Linked DNA regions of Homo sapiens: region 2 is linked to region 1. A link is a contact called in ENCODE Hi-C or POLR2A ChIA-PET data. All regions are on one chromosome and are shown on one strand. The core of a region is the stretch at or near the end of the contact, and the rest is flanking DNA. Distances in the headings are between cores, read along the strand shown. Region 1 overlaps XPO6 (exportin 6). Region 2 overlaps SBK1 (SH3 domain binding kinase 1).

The links. Hi-C counts contacts between places; a loop is a spot of excess contacts on that map. ChIA-PET counts read pairs that join two places held with the same protein, here RNA polymerase II (POLR2A). Pooled maps may share reads with other maps.
Region 2: a loop to region 1 is called in a pooled map, with 4 times the contacts of the local background. The contact joins two enhancer-like sites. A Hi-C loop is called at or near these places in 5 of 50 pooled maps. POLR2A ChIA-PET finds 5 or more read pairs at or near these places in 2 of 52 experiments (B cell and activated CD4-positive, alpha-beta T cell).

Annotation. Positions count from the first base shown.
Region 1 is chr16:28,190,458-28,196,875 of GRCh38, reverse strand. The region is part of intron 1 of XPO6 (exportin 6); the gene reads left to right. Among named protein-coding and RNA genes, the nearest start is that of XPO6, 18 kb to the left of the region's middle. RefSeq lists an enhancer at 3,097-3,326 and a silencer at 4,581-4,753. Within about 2 kb of position 3,160, at least 9 of the 41 ENCODE cell types and tissues checked have a DNase peak (open chromatin) inside an H3K27ac peak, as active enhancers do.
Region 2 is chr16:28,314,610-28,320,770 of GRCh38, reverse strand. It overlaps SBK1 (SH3 domain binding kinase 1), which reads right to left. Exons shown (of 4, transcript NM_001024401.3): 2 at 3,154-3,386; 3 at 1,574-1,776; 4 at 1-695. The coding sequence starts at 3,379. Among named protein-coding and RNA genes, the nearest start is that of SBK1, 25 kb to the right of the region's middle. Within about 2 kb of position 3,575, at least 3 of the 41 ENCODE cell types and tissues checked have a DNase peak (open chromatin) inside an H3K27ac peak, as active enhancers do.

The sequences.
Region 1 (6,418 bases), core at 1,911-4,410:
TCAGGCTACTTCCACTCCTGGTGGACGGTGAAGGGGAATCTGTGTGCAGAGATCACAGGGCAAGAGAGGAAGGATGAGAGTGAGAGGAGAGGCGCCAGGCCCTTTCAAACAGCCAGCTCTCAGGAACTAGGAGAATGAGAATTTACTTACCCTCACCCCCCGAACTCCTTGCCAGGGAGGGCATTAATCTTTTTATCAGATATCTACCCCCATGACTCAAACACCTCTCATTAGGCCCTGCTTCCAACATTGGGGATCAAATTTAGGCATGAGATTAGGTGGAGACAAACCACATCCAGACTATGGCAACACATAACATAAAACGTCACCATTTTAAAGTATGCAGTTCGGTGACATTAAGTGCATTCACCATGTTGTGTAAGAATCACCACTCTAGTTTCACACTTTTTCATCACTCCAGAGGAAACCTGTACCCATTAAGCAGTCATTCCCCTTTCTCCCTTGCCCCAGCCCCTGGTGACCACAAATCTAATTCCTGTCTCATGAATTTGCTTATTCTGGATATTTTATATAAATTATCATACACTATATGGTCCTTCCTTATCTCCGAATGCATAAAAAGATGACATAGATTAAGTAAAAGTTGAATTGAATCTGTATTTTGAAAATAGAAATCCATCTGTGGCAGCAGTCTTAAATTCAGCATATTTAATTGGCCAGGATGTCCCATGCCCCAGCCACTAGGAAGAAATAGTTTATACCAATAGTTACTGCCAGTGGACAGAGGGTTATAGACCTTGGGGTAGGATGGAACCTAAAATAGAGACAAAGACAGGAAAAGTATGGGGCTTAGAGAGTGAAAGCCAGTGAATGGCAGGCAGCACATTCCATGGTGGAATAAACAGAAAACTTCTAGGCATTTACCTTGATTTGGAGTGCAAATTGGAGAACTTGCAGGTAAGTGCAAGTTCTTCCGTGATCAAAAAAATAACCAGCCTAAAGAATGAATGTTTGTGACAGTGTCTAGTACATAAGACCTTAGTAAATGTGCGGAGTTTTGCTTAAGAGCAAGAGTGGTATTTGGGATGACAAGGACAAGCAGAGAGGATCCCCAGGCATCTCTTTCTCAGTGTTTGACATTTTCTCTCTTTCTTTTTCTTTTTGAGACGAGTCTCTCTCTGTCACCCAGGATGGAGTGCAGTGGCGTGATCTCTGCTCACTGCAACCTCCGCCTCCTGGATTCAAGCAATTCTTCTGCCTCAACCTCCCGAGTAGCTGGTACTACAGGCTCACGCCACCACACCTGGCTAATTTTTGTATTTTTAGTAAAGACGAGGTTTCACCATGTTGACCAGGCTGGTCTCTAACTCCTGACCTCAAGTGGTCCGCCCGCCTCAGCCTCTCAAAGTGCTGGGATTACAGGTGTGAGCCACCACGCCTGGCCATGTTTGACTGGGATCCTTGGGTGTGGGGAAATGTGTTTTTAGGTGAGTAGTTTTCATGGTTCCATATACATATATGTATAGAGCTTATTCACTATTTTTCATAGTTAGTAGGTGTTCTACAGTGTGGATGTACCTTATTTAACCAATCCTGCCTTGATGGAAATTTAAGTTGTCCCCATTCTTTTGTTTTACAAACGGCATTGACATGAAGATCCTTTACACCTAAGCTTTGGAGGAAAAATCACCAAAAGTGTATTGCTGGGTGAGGTTGTCTTTGTGTTTGAAATTTGATAAATATTGCTGACTTGTCTTGGCCCCCACTGAGGTGGCACCAGTTGTCTTGCCATCCCTGTATGAGAGTGAAAGATGTAATTTCAGTTCATTATGGTCGGTGTCATGTTGAAGCCCACAAGGAGTGAGGAGCTCTGAGGGTGGGGAAGGGGGAACTGCATTAGGCTTCACAGAGTTGGGGACCTTTTCGAGGAGTCAGGAGCATTCTAGATAGAGGAAATGGTGTGTGTGAAGACATGGAACTGTTATGTGGAGAGAAAAGGGTGAGTTTGGGTTTGGCTGAGGCAGAGGGTGGGTGGGTGGCTGTGGATGGTGAGGTGGGGACAGTAAGTCAGCTAGGTTAGGGCCAGGTGATGAAATGGTTTAATCACCCCTGGTGGTCAGGTAGCAAAGACCCTGGGCGGCAGTGGTGATGGGGCTTGCAGGTGAAAGATACTTGAGAGAGAATGTACGACCAGTCTTTTTAGCAATCTTTTTTTACCCCCGAAAAACTTTCTAGACTTGTTAGAACCAGAATCACAAAGCTGGGAAGGGCTTTAGTGCAGGGCTTTTCTGGTGCTCTGTAGGCCCATAGGGATTCTTGGAGGTGTCACAGACACTAGGTTTGGGAGTACAGACAGGCATTTGAGACCCCCTCCTCTACCCTTATTAATTAAGCAGTTTCTCATTTAGTCTGCTTTATATGGTGGGGTTCTATGCAATATTTCTTTCTTTAAAAAGAAAAAAAGTGTTTGCTGCTAGAATCATGAGTCTAGTCCCAAACTCTTACTGTCCTGAACACAGATGGAGGCCTGTGGGACACGTTTTCATTCTTACATTCTTCGTTTGCAGCAGTGAGAGGTGATTTGTATATAAAAATGAAAGTGAAAAGGCATTTGGCATTCTTGGGATGTTTTTGAGCATTTAGCTAATTTTTTATGTAGGATTTTTATTTTGTTCCTTTTTTTTTAAGCTCATTGACTCACCAGTGAAATATCTAGTGAAATAGTTTTGCTCATTTATGGATGAGGGTGCTAAGGGATTTACATCCATTGATGTCATTCCCATAGCTACTTGGTGAGGGGGAGTACTGTTGAAAGTTCATTTTGCAAGTGAAGAAACTTGAGCTCCGAGAGGTTAGGTAATTTGCTCAGGGGCAAGCAGATAAGTAATCAGGAAGTCATCATTAGATGCGACCTGCCCTGATTCCACAGCCCACACCCTTCAGTTCATGCTAAGGCCTTCCCAGGACAAGCGTACCCAGCCACCTGTTGGGGGTGGAAGGGCCCAGGAAGAAGAAGGGTGTTGGATTTCTGGTCAGTCTTGGCTTTGGGCTGGTGCCTGTAGAAGGGGCAGAGCTGAGAGACGGACTGAGTCACTTCTAGCAAAATTGGTTGAGAATCGTGGGACGGGTGATGCGTGCTTGCTGTGCGGGGATTGAAGGCTCATGGAAAACCCCATGTAGAGTTATCATCTTCTCTCTCCAGGGATGTGAGCAAGGCCAAGGTTATTGGCCGAGTACCTGTTTCATTTCACCTGTGCACCGACTCCCTCCAGAAAGGCGCCATCTGCTTTCTTGCTGCTCACTGCCACCACAGTCACCACTACCACTGTTTTGCCTTTCTAATCCAGTGCCTCGCCAGTGGGGTGGAGGGATGGAACTGTGTATAGTTCCAGTATTACAATATAGTTTTTTATATTGTACAAGTTTTAGTTTATTAGTGGAACCCGGGCACATGAAAGTCCCTGGTTAGAGAGTTGCTTTGCAGCGTCTTCTCCCTTTGTGGCTAGTAATGATCTGCGGGGATGGGAGGAGCATTGAGAACCTATTGGCCATGAAGAGTCACTTCCTCCCGACACAGATCTCTGCTTGTGCAGCGCCCCCACACTTCCTGCGTAATGCAGTGCCCTCAGAGATCCCCCAGCAGCTGCCACCCCGGCAACATTATCTATATTTGCAGGGATACTTAAGGACCCTTTGGCAATTGGCAGTGATATTTTGAGAGCCTTTGAGGAACGTGACTGAACATGAATTTTAAAAAAGTATAAAGGTGGCACTAGGTGTATTCAGAGGGACAAGCTGGTGGCAACTTAGGGGGACTTTGCCTTTATAAAAGGAGACCCACACATGGAGTTTACGTAAGAAGAACTTACAGTGAGGGAGAGATGACTGTATCAGCCAATACAGATGAAGAATGCTCCAGGAGCTTGCGGGGTTTGCCCACAGTGCCACAGACTAGACTCAGTAGAGCCAGGACTGGCTCTAATCTGGTACTTTCTCTGCCTGCCATGCTTGGCCCTGTACCCCTCAGTGGCAGCACTGTTTCCCATTAGAGAAAACAAACCTGTTAGTTTTCTCATTGCTTATGTAGAGGGTAACCTTCCTGTGTCCCCTCATTCTTGCTTTAGCCTACATTCAGGGGGGTTTTGACTGCACACCAGGTGGGAGCAGTATTGGGGCACATTCTTCTGGTCCTGTCTCCACCCTCTCATTTCTTCCTTTCCATAGGAGTGATTTATCTGATTGGTACACCAGGGAGAGCCTCACTCCATTGGTCCACATCTACCCAGTGTGAGGTCACTGCATCAGAACACTGCCTGGCTTTGTGCTTGAACTCTCTCCCCTGCTTACCCTTAAGAGAAGCCTGTCCTTAGCTGTGTCCTACCTTCCTTTTGTGGCTAGCACCATTCTTTGTCCCTAGGTCTGGAGGCGGGTGGCAAGGCCAACTAGAAATGGGAAGGGCGAGGCATTGCAGCTTTGCCATTGACAAAGAGGATGGTAGACTTTGGTTTGCTCTTGGTTTCTTGAGACTTTATAGCAACCGAGTGGAACCTGGAGGGGATGATTATGCTACCCCAGTTCCCAGTAGTAATGTGGTCTAGAGATTTTTACCAAAGTCAAATAATATTATAACTTTTTTTTTTTTTTTTTTTTTTGAGACGGAGTCTTGCTCTGTCACCCAGGCTGGAGTGCAGTGGCCCGATCTCTGCTCACTGCAGTCTCTGCCACCTGGGTTCAAGTGATTCTCCTGCCTCAGCCTCCTGAGTAGCTGGGATTACAGGTGTCCGCCACCACCACTCCTGGCTAATTTTTGTATTTTTATTAGAGATGGGGTTTCACCATGTTGGCCAGGCTGGTCTCGAACTCCTGACCTCAGGTGATCTGCCTGCCTCAGCCTCCCACAGTGCTGGGATTACAGGCGTGAGCCACCGCGCCCAGCCATTATGTTAACTTATTTAAAATGCCAAGTCTACCTGGGAATAATTCAGGATGAAGGTGGTTTTACAAGAGACTTGCTCTTAAATAGCACAGGTGGTAATAGCAGCTGAAATGAAATTACTCACCTGAGCAGTAGCGTTAATCATCATGTTAGATTTGCAGCATGCTTTTATAGTGGTTCGTCAGTTTCATACTCATTCATTACCTGATGTCATCCAATGCCAGGTAAAGCCAGCTCATTCATCATCCTTAAAACCCTTGGAGCAGAACTCCTCTGTGCTTCCTCAAGGGGTGTAGGAGCTGTCACTGGGCAAGAGCTCTGGTGGCCTGCCCCTGTCTTCACTTGACCCACAGCTAGCTGACTTTGGGAGGATGCTCTCTCTCAGCTTCATTTTCCTCATTGTAGAACAAGATTGGACTTGCTGTGCTCTGGGGTTTGTTTACTTCTGTCTTAAGATTCTGTGATCGTGTTTTAGCATTTCTTGGTAGCTTGCCTTGTGTTAATGTGCCCAGTAAGTATCTTTTGAGTTTAATACTAGGCATGCAGATATAAACATCCATCCTCCTGGGATATGTACCTGGGAAAGGGAAGCAGATGGGACTGTGAAGACAGAGCCTACTCTTGGCTGTATTACTTACTTTAGACAGTTTCTGCAGAATAACTATTTTTATCATTTACTTTTTTTGGCTGTTTAATTAAGCCTTCTGACTGGAATATAAATAAGTATATAAAATATATGTATTTTAGCTCCTAGTGGATATGGTTTGTTGCCCAACCAGTAGATGCAAACATTTTAATGTCTAGGCTGTGTAACTGTGGTGAAAATAAACCTGGCACCTGAGAGAATAATTCTTTCCTATTGTATCCTTTTCTCCATTTCTCTTTCCCATATGCCTAGCTAGCTGGGAGCAGCCAGGGGCAAGGTAGAGGGTACCGGCCAGTGGATGGTATTTTAAAAACTGTTTATTTCAAAATGATTTCAAATAGAAAGATTTCAAGGAATAAGTTATACAAAGATCTCTCATACCCTTTACCCAAACTCACCTACCGTTAATATTTTGTCCTGTTAACGTTATTTGCACGTTCCCTCTTTATATGTATATATAGACATATATGCATGTACATGCATGTACATTCACACACACATGTATTTTTTTCTGAACAATTTTAGAGTAAGTTGCCTTTGTCATGGTCCATTGCCCTATATCATATATTTCTTAATAGGGGCATTCTCCCACATGACTATGGTACAGTTACCATCTTCGGTTAATAGAACATTGATTCAGTACTTTGATCTAACCTACTACCACCTGTATTCCAGTTTTGTCAATTGGCTCAGTCATGCCTTTCATAGCATTTTTTCCCTCCAGTCCAGGATCAATCTGTGGTCAGGTGTAGCATTTACTTGTCATGCTCTTTAGTCTTTAGATTTGTTGTTTAAAATTATTGAAACCAGGCTGGGCACGCTGGCTCAGGCCTGTAATCCCAGCACTTTGGGAGGCCGAGGTGGGCGGTATCGCT
Region 2 (6,161 bases), core at 2,326-4,825, 120 kb before region 1:
AAGGGCACCGACCCGACGGCGGGGGGCGCGGGCCGGGAGCCGCTGCCGCTCTCGGTCAGCACCGTCCGCTTGAGCGGCCCAGGCGCCTCGAGGCGCAGTGGCCCGGCGGCGGGCGGGCGGTCCCCGGGGGGCTTGCGCGCGCGGTGCGAGGGCCGGCGGCGCAGCTCGGACGTGAGCTCGTGCTTGAGGAAGCGGAACACCTCCTTGGCTGGGCCGCGGCGCTCGGGCTCCAGGGCCAGTAAGCGCTGGAACATGCGCAGCGCGGGCTCGGTGAAGCGGCGCCACTGCGAAGGCAGCCCCGGCAGGCGGCCCCGCTGCCAGCGCACGAACTCCTCGAAGAAGGCGTCGGCGCCCGACGCCGCCTCCCACGGGAAGTTGCCGGTGAGCACGCAGAAGATGAGCACGCCGAAGGCCCACACGTCCACGCCCGTGTCCACCGCCAGCCCGTCGGCGCGGCCCGCCTGGCACACCTCAGGCGCCGTGTAAGGGATGGTGCCGCTCACGCGCTTGACGCGGCAGCCCACGCGGCGCGTCATGCCGAAGTCGGCCAGCTTTACGCGGCGGCACTCGCGGTCGAACAGCAGCACGTTCTCGGGCTTGATGTCGCGGTGCACCAGCTGCCGCCCGTGCATGAAGTCCAGCGCCAGGCCCAGCTGCTGCACACAGCGCTTCACCGTGTCCTCAGGGAGCCCCACCTGCGGGCGGCCGGGGGAAGCCGCGCTGTTTCCAGCTCTCCAGCGCCCGCCCCGCCGCCCTCCCCTCCAGCTCCCTCTCTAGCAAGGCGGTTTTCGCCTCCCACCCTGTCCCCAGTAACTGGGGCGACCGCGCAGACGCGGCCCGGATGCTGCTGAGCGCCCTTTCCCCCGCTGTCTCATCCAATCCTCATAGTGGCTACCATGCCTGCTTCTCCTATGGGGACATCGGGGCTCCAGGAGGGACACGCGGCTCTCCAGGAGGTTGATGAGGGGGTCCGCGGCGCCCTCCACCTGCTGTCATTTTGCCCTGCCTGCTAGATACTTATCTCGTCGGTCTTCCCCAACTAGAACGGGGCTCCCTGAGCTTCCCGTCCTGTTCCCTGCTGTGTCCGTGCATCTGTGTCTCCAGATTCTGGCATGTAGTAGGTGCTCAGCAAAGAAGGAGGACCTGCTCCGAAGGTCTCATCACTCAGCCAGCAAGTGGCAGAGCAGATTTAAAGCTAGTGCCTGGAACCCTCCCCCACCGTCCCGGTTCCAGGGTCGCTTCCTCTGAGGGCCCCTTCCCAGGTGGATCTGACACCTCTCCTCTTGTGTAGCCCCAGGGGAGGGCCCAGTGACTTCATCCCATCATTCTCACTGTCTCCTTTTAGGCACTCATCTCCATCTGTTATTATCTGGCCCGCTGTGGAGTGTCAGTTTCCCACTAGAACAGGGACTTTTGTCTTCCTTACTGCACATCCCCACCTCCCCAAATGGTAACTGACATACAGCAGGCACCCAGTAAATACTTGTTAATTAAATGGTCTGACTCCACTCCCACTCTCACACTCTGGGACCCTGAAGACCCTTTCCCCACCCTATGCCACCATCCCGAGTACCTGGGGAGGGATGATGTCAAACAGGTCCCCAGCAGGTGCGTACTCCTGGGCAAAGACGTAGCAGTCCTCTGTCTCAAAGACCACGTCAAAGACCTTGATGATGAAGGGGCTGGAGGAGAGGCTGTTGGTGATGCTCACCTCCCGTAGGAAGTTCTTCAGCTTGGTTTTGCTCTTGTTCACAAACTTCAGTGCCATTTTTGTGCCTGATGGGAGCAACAGCAACAGGGTTGAAGCCCCCTCTCCCAGTGCCTCCGCACTGGATGCACCCATGCCTGTCTCTGGACCCTGGTGCAACAGGGTCCCCAGCAGGCATGACTGTCCTCATCTCACGGATGGGAACAGACCCAGAGAGAGGAAAGGACTTGCCCAAGGCCATGCAGGCAGGGTCAACCTGAGCCTTCTACACCCACTCTGCAGCTCTCCAAGAGGAGGGGGCGAGGGGGCCTGTGATGCCCTCCACCTCTCTCATTTTGTCCTGCCCGCCATATGCTTATTTATCTTGTCAGCCTACCCCATCTAGAACGGGTCTCCCTAAGCTTCCTGTCTTGCTAAATGGATGAATGAATAAGAAATGAGACACTGCAAGGCATGTGTCCACAACTCTGTGCCTGGGCAAGCATCTGTGCCCATCTGGTACATAGCTGGGTGGAGCACACATGTGTGTCCACGGAGCATTTACACATCGCAGGCCCTGCCTTCAGCACTGCACATTCACAACTCACACTTCATTATGATTGTATGGGTTGTGCACTAATGTTACCCTATTTTACAGAGAAGGACTCTGAAGCACAGAGAGGTGAAGTCACTTGCTCAAGGTCACACAGCAAGCAAGTAACAAAGCTCAGGTGACCCCATGTTAGGTGCTCCTCCTGCTGCCCTCAGTTAGCACAAAGCCCCTGGACCCAAGCGCGTGCAGCTGTGGGAGCTCACACAGCCCCAGCCCCTGGCTGGCTGGGTGGCACGGCTGTGACCTACAGTGTGGGGGAGGTATCAAGCTCAGTGACTAAGCGACAAGGCTCTGGAGATGACTCCTGGGGTCTCGTTTTGGTTCACAGCCTCTGTAGCTGCAGGGCATTGGCTATGTGGCTGAATTGGCCTAGGTCTCCCTGTCCTCACCTGAGAGATGGTGATTGCAATATTGACCTCACAGGTCCTTCCACCACCCATTAAGTGTGGCACCCTGTTCCTGAGGAACCACCCTCACTCTCCATCCACCTTCCTGGGGCCAGACATCCCTGAGACGCTGGTGATACTCAGACACAGCCGGCAGCCCTGCCCTCCCCAGACACTCCTGGCACAGCCCCTTGGCTGTCTCAAAGTCACCCCAGATGGCCCCACAGCAGCCCATCCTGTACCCTGGCCACTCTGCCCCGGATTCCTCCCTTGCCCCATCTGCCCAGTCTCTTTCCCCCTGGGCTGCCTCAGGCCTCATCCTCTACATCTGGCCCCTGACCCTGCCTCCTGGCTTCCACAGAGCACCAGAGAGCCCCGGCCCAGCTGCAAGGTCATGTCCCCCAACCCTGACCTCCCAGCCCTGCCCCACCCCAACCTCTCAGCCCTGCCACCCTGCACTTGTTCACCTGTGCCCTTGTAGACCACCAGGTCAACCTTCCCATAGGTGCCTTTGCCCAGCTCCCGGACTAGTTCGTAGTGCTTGGTGACGTCGCTGGCGGCCAGTGTGCGGAGAGTCAGGGCCTGCATGTCTTCAGTGAGAAGGGGCACACCGGCACCAGGCCCAGGGGCAGTCCCCGGCCCACAGCAGGTCAGGGAGCGGGGCGGCTCAGGCTCTGGGCAGCCCACGCTCATCTTCTCCCTGTTGGGTAGGGGTGGTGAGCATGAAGTGTGACATCAGGCAAGGGTCCCCTCCTCCAGCCCCTCTGCCCTCCCCAGAACCCAGAAAACTTGAGGATGGGCCCGGATGCCAGGCCCAAGATAACCACAAGGGGGCGACAAGCATCTTGGTCGCGTCGCCTTCCCCAAAGCCTCAGGGGCCAGGCCTGAGTCAGCTCCCCGAAGACCAGTCACTGCCAGACCCTGCGCTTGGTGGCACCAGCCCCTCTGCCTCATGCTGCCACCCACACACAGTGTCAGGCAAGGCCCCTGTTTATGTCACACAGACACAGCCAGATACCGAGTTCACACGGGTACTCCCATTCAGAAGCGTTGGTTTTATTTGGATTGTAGAGAGGGGGGTCCCACTATGTGGCCCAGGCTGGTCTCGAAATCCTGGATTCAAGTGATCCCTCTGCCTGGCCCTCCCAAAGTGCTGGGATTACAGGCATGAGCTACTGCACCCGGCTTGTTGTTATTTTTATTTCTGAGACAGGGTCTTGCTCTGTCACCCAGGCTGGAGTGCAGTGGCGCAATCACAGCTCACTGCAGCCTCGACCTCCCAGGCTTAAGCTATCCTCCCATCTCAGCCTCCTGAGTAGATTGGATTACAGGCATGTGCCACCACACCTGGCTAATTTTTATTTATTTATTTTAATTTTTAGTTCTGGGGTACATGTGCAGGATGTGCAGGCTTGTTACATAGGTAAACGTGTGCCATGGTAGTTTGCTGCACCTATCATGCCTAATTTTTAATTTTTTTTTTGTAGAGTTGGCATCTCTTTATGTTGCCCAGGCTGGTCTAGAACTCCTGGCCTCAAGTGATCCTTCCACCTCAGCCTCCCAAAGCACTAGGATTACCAGCATGAGCCACTGTGCCCAGCTTATTCACAAGTACTGACGAAGCACCTGCTGTTCCCCAGGGCTCTCCAAAGCCTGGAGGACACAGCATGGAACAAACACCTAGGATTCCCTGCCACCATGGGGCTTACACCCCAGGGGGAGAAGGGCAGTAGACACAGTGATCACATCAGTTGTATATTACGATCGAAAGTGGTATGGCTGTCCATAAGGTAGGGGGTGGGGAAGAGGTCTGAGGGCCATGATTGCATCATCACATACCTTGGCCACGTGGTCTCAGGCCAAACTGGCAGGATGGTATAGATGTGGCCACACCATCCCACCATACACATGGCCACACATCAGCACAGCCTGGCAGTGCCTCCCCCACTGCAGACGACCTCACCACCCGACTAATGAACACTGCGCCTGGCCAACCTGACTTTTTCAAAAATTGTATTTAGGCTGGGCATGGTGGCTCACAACTGTAATCCCAGCACTTTGGGAGGCTGAGTGGGCGGATCACTTGAGGTCAGGAGTTCGAGACCAGACTGGTCAATGTGGCGGAACCCTGTCTCTACTAAAAATACAAAAATTAGTTGGGCATGGTGATGCACGCCTGTAATCCCAGCTACTTGGGAGGCTGAGGTAGGAGAACTTCTTGAACCCTGGAGGTGGAGGCTGCAGTGAGCAGAGATCGTGCCACTGCATTCCAGCCTGGGCGACAGAACAAGACTCCGTCTCAAAAAAAAAACTGTATTTGTATTGAGACAGGGTCTTGCTCTGTTGCCCAGGCTGAAGGGCAGTAGGATGATCATAGCTCACTGCAGCCTCGAACTCCTGGGCTCAAGGGATCCTCCTGCCTCAGCCTCCTGAGTAGCTGGGACTGCAAGCATGCGCCACCACATCTGGCTGATGTTTAAATTTTTTGGAGAGATGGGGTCTTGCTATGTTTTCCAGGCTGGTCTCGAACTCCTGAGATCAAGCGATCCTTCCACCTTAGCCTCCCAAAGTGCTGGGACTACAGCGTGAGCCACCACTTGGGCTAAGACCTGACTTGTCATGTGGGTGACAGTGAACTAACTCTCCATCCGTGGCCTTCATTTCTTTATTTCCCCTTATCTCATGTCATTTTTCTAGTTTTATTGAGGTATATTTGGTGTTCAAAAAACTACACATATTTGAAGTGTACAGTGTGATGATTCTGACATATGTATACATCCCTGCCGTCGAGACCACGAACACATCCATTACCCCAAAGTTTCCTTTTGCCCCTTTCTAAAACCCCATCCCCCCAACCCCGGTCTTCCAGGCAACCACTCTGGGCATTCATTTCTCATCTGTAAATGGAGAGAGGTAGACTATGGGGGATGAGCCTTTCCCAGGCGCAGGCACACATGAGTATGTATCTGTGTGTGCACTGGCAAGAGAGGCCAGGGCTGCCTCCTTTAGAAGCTGCCACCAGCCTCCAGCCCCTGAGCACTGCTTCCGGGTGCAGCCTCCCTCTACCCTCCCTGCACTCCCTTCTCCCTTTTTTCCCTTTTTTTTGAGACGGAGTTTCTCTCTTGTCACCTGGGCTGGAGTGCAGTGGTGTGATCTTGGCTTTTTGCAACCTCCGCCTCTTGGGTTCAAACAATTCTCCCACCTCAGCCTCCCAAGTAGCTGGGATTACAGGTGTGCGCCACCATATCTGGCTAATTTTTGCATGTTTAGTAGAGATGGGGTTTCACCATGTTGGCCAGGCTGATCTCGAACTCTTGACCTCAGGTGATCCATCGCCTGGGCTTCCCAAAGTGCTGGGATTACAGGCGTGAGCCACCGCACCTGGCCCCTTCTCCCTCTAATCCCAGACATGTCACTCCAGTGTCCCTAGCCTGCTCCTAAGCACCCCTGCACCCTGAAGAACAATGACCACAGC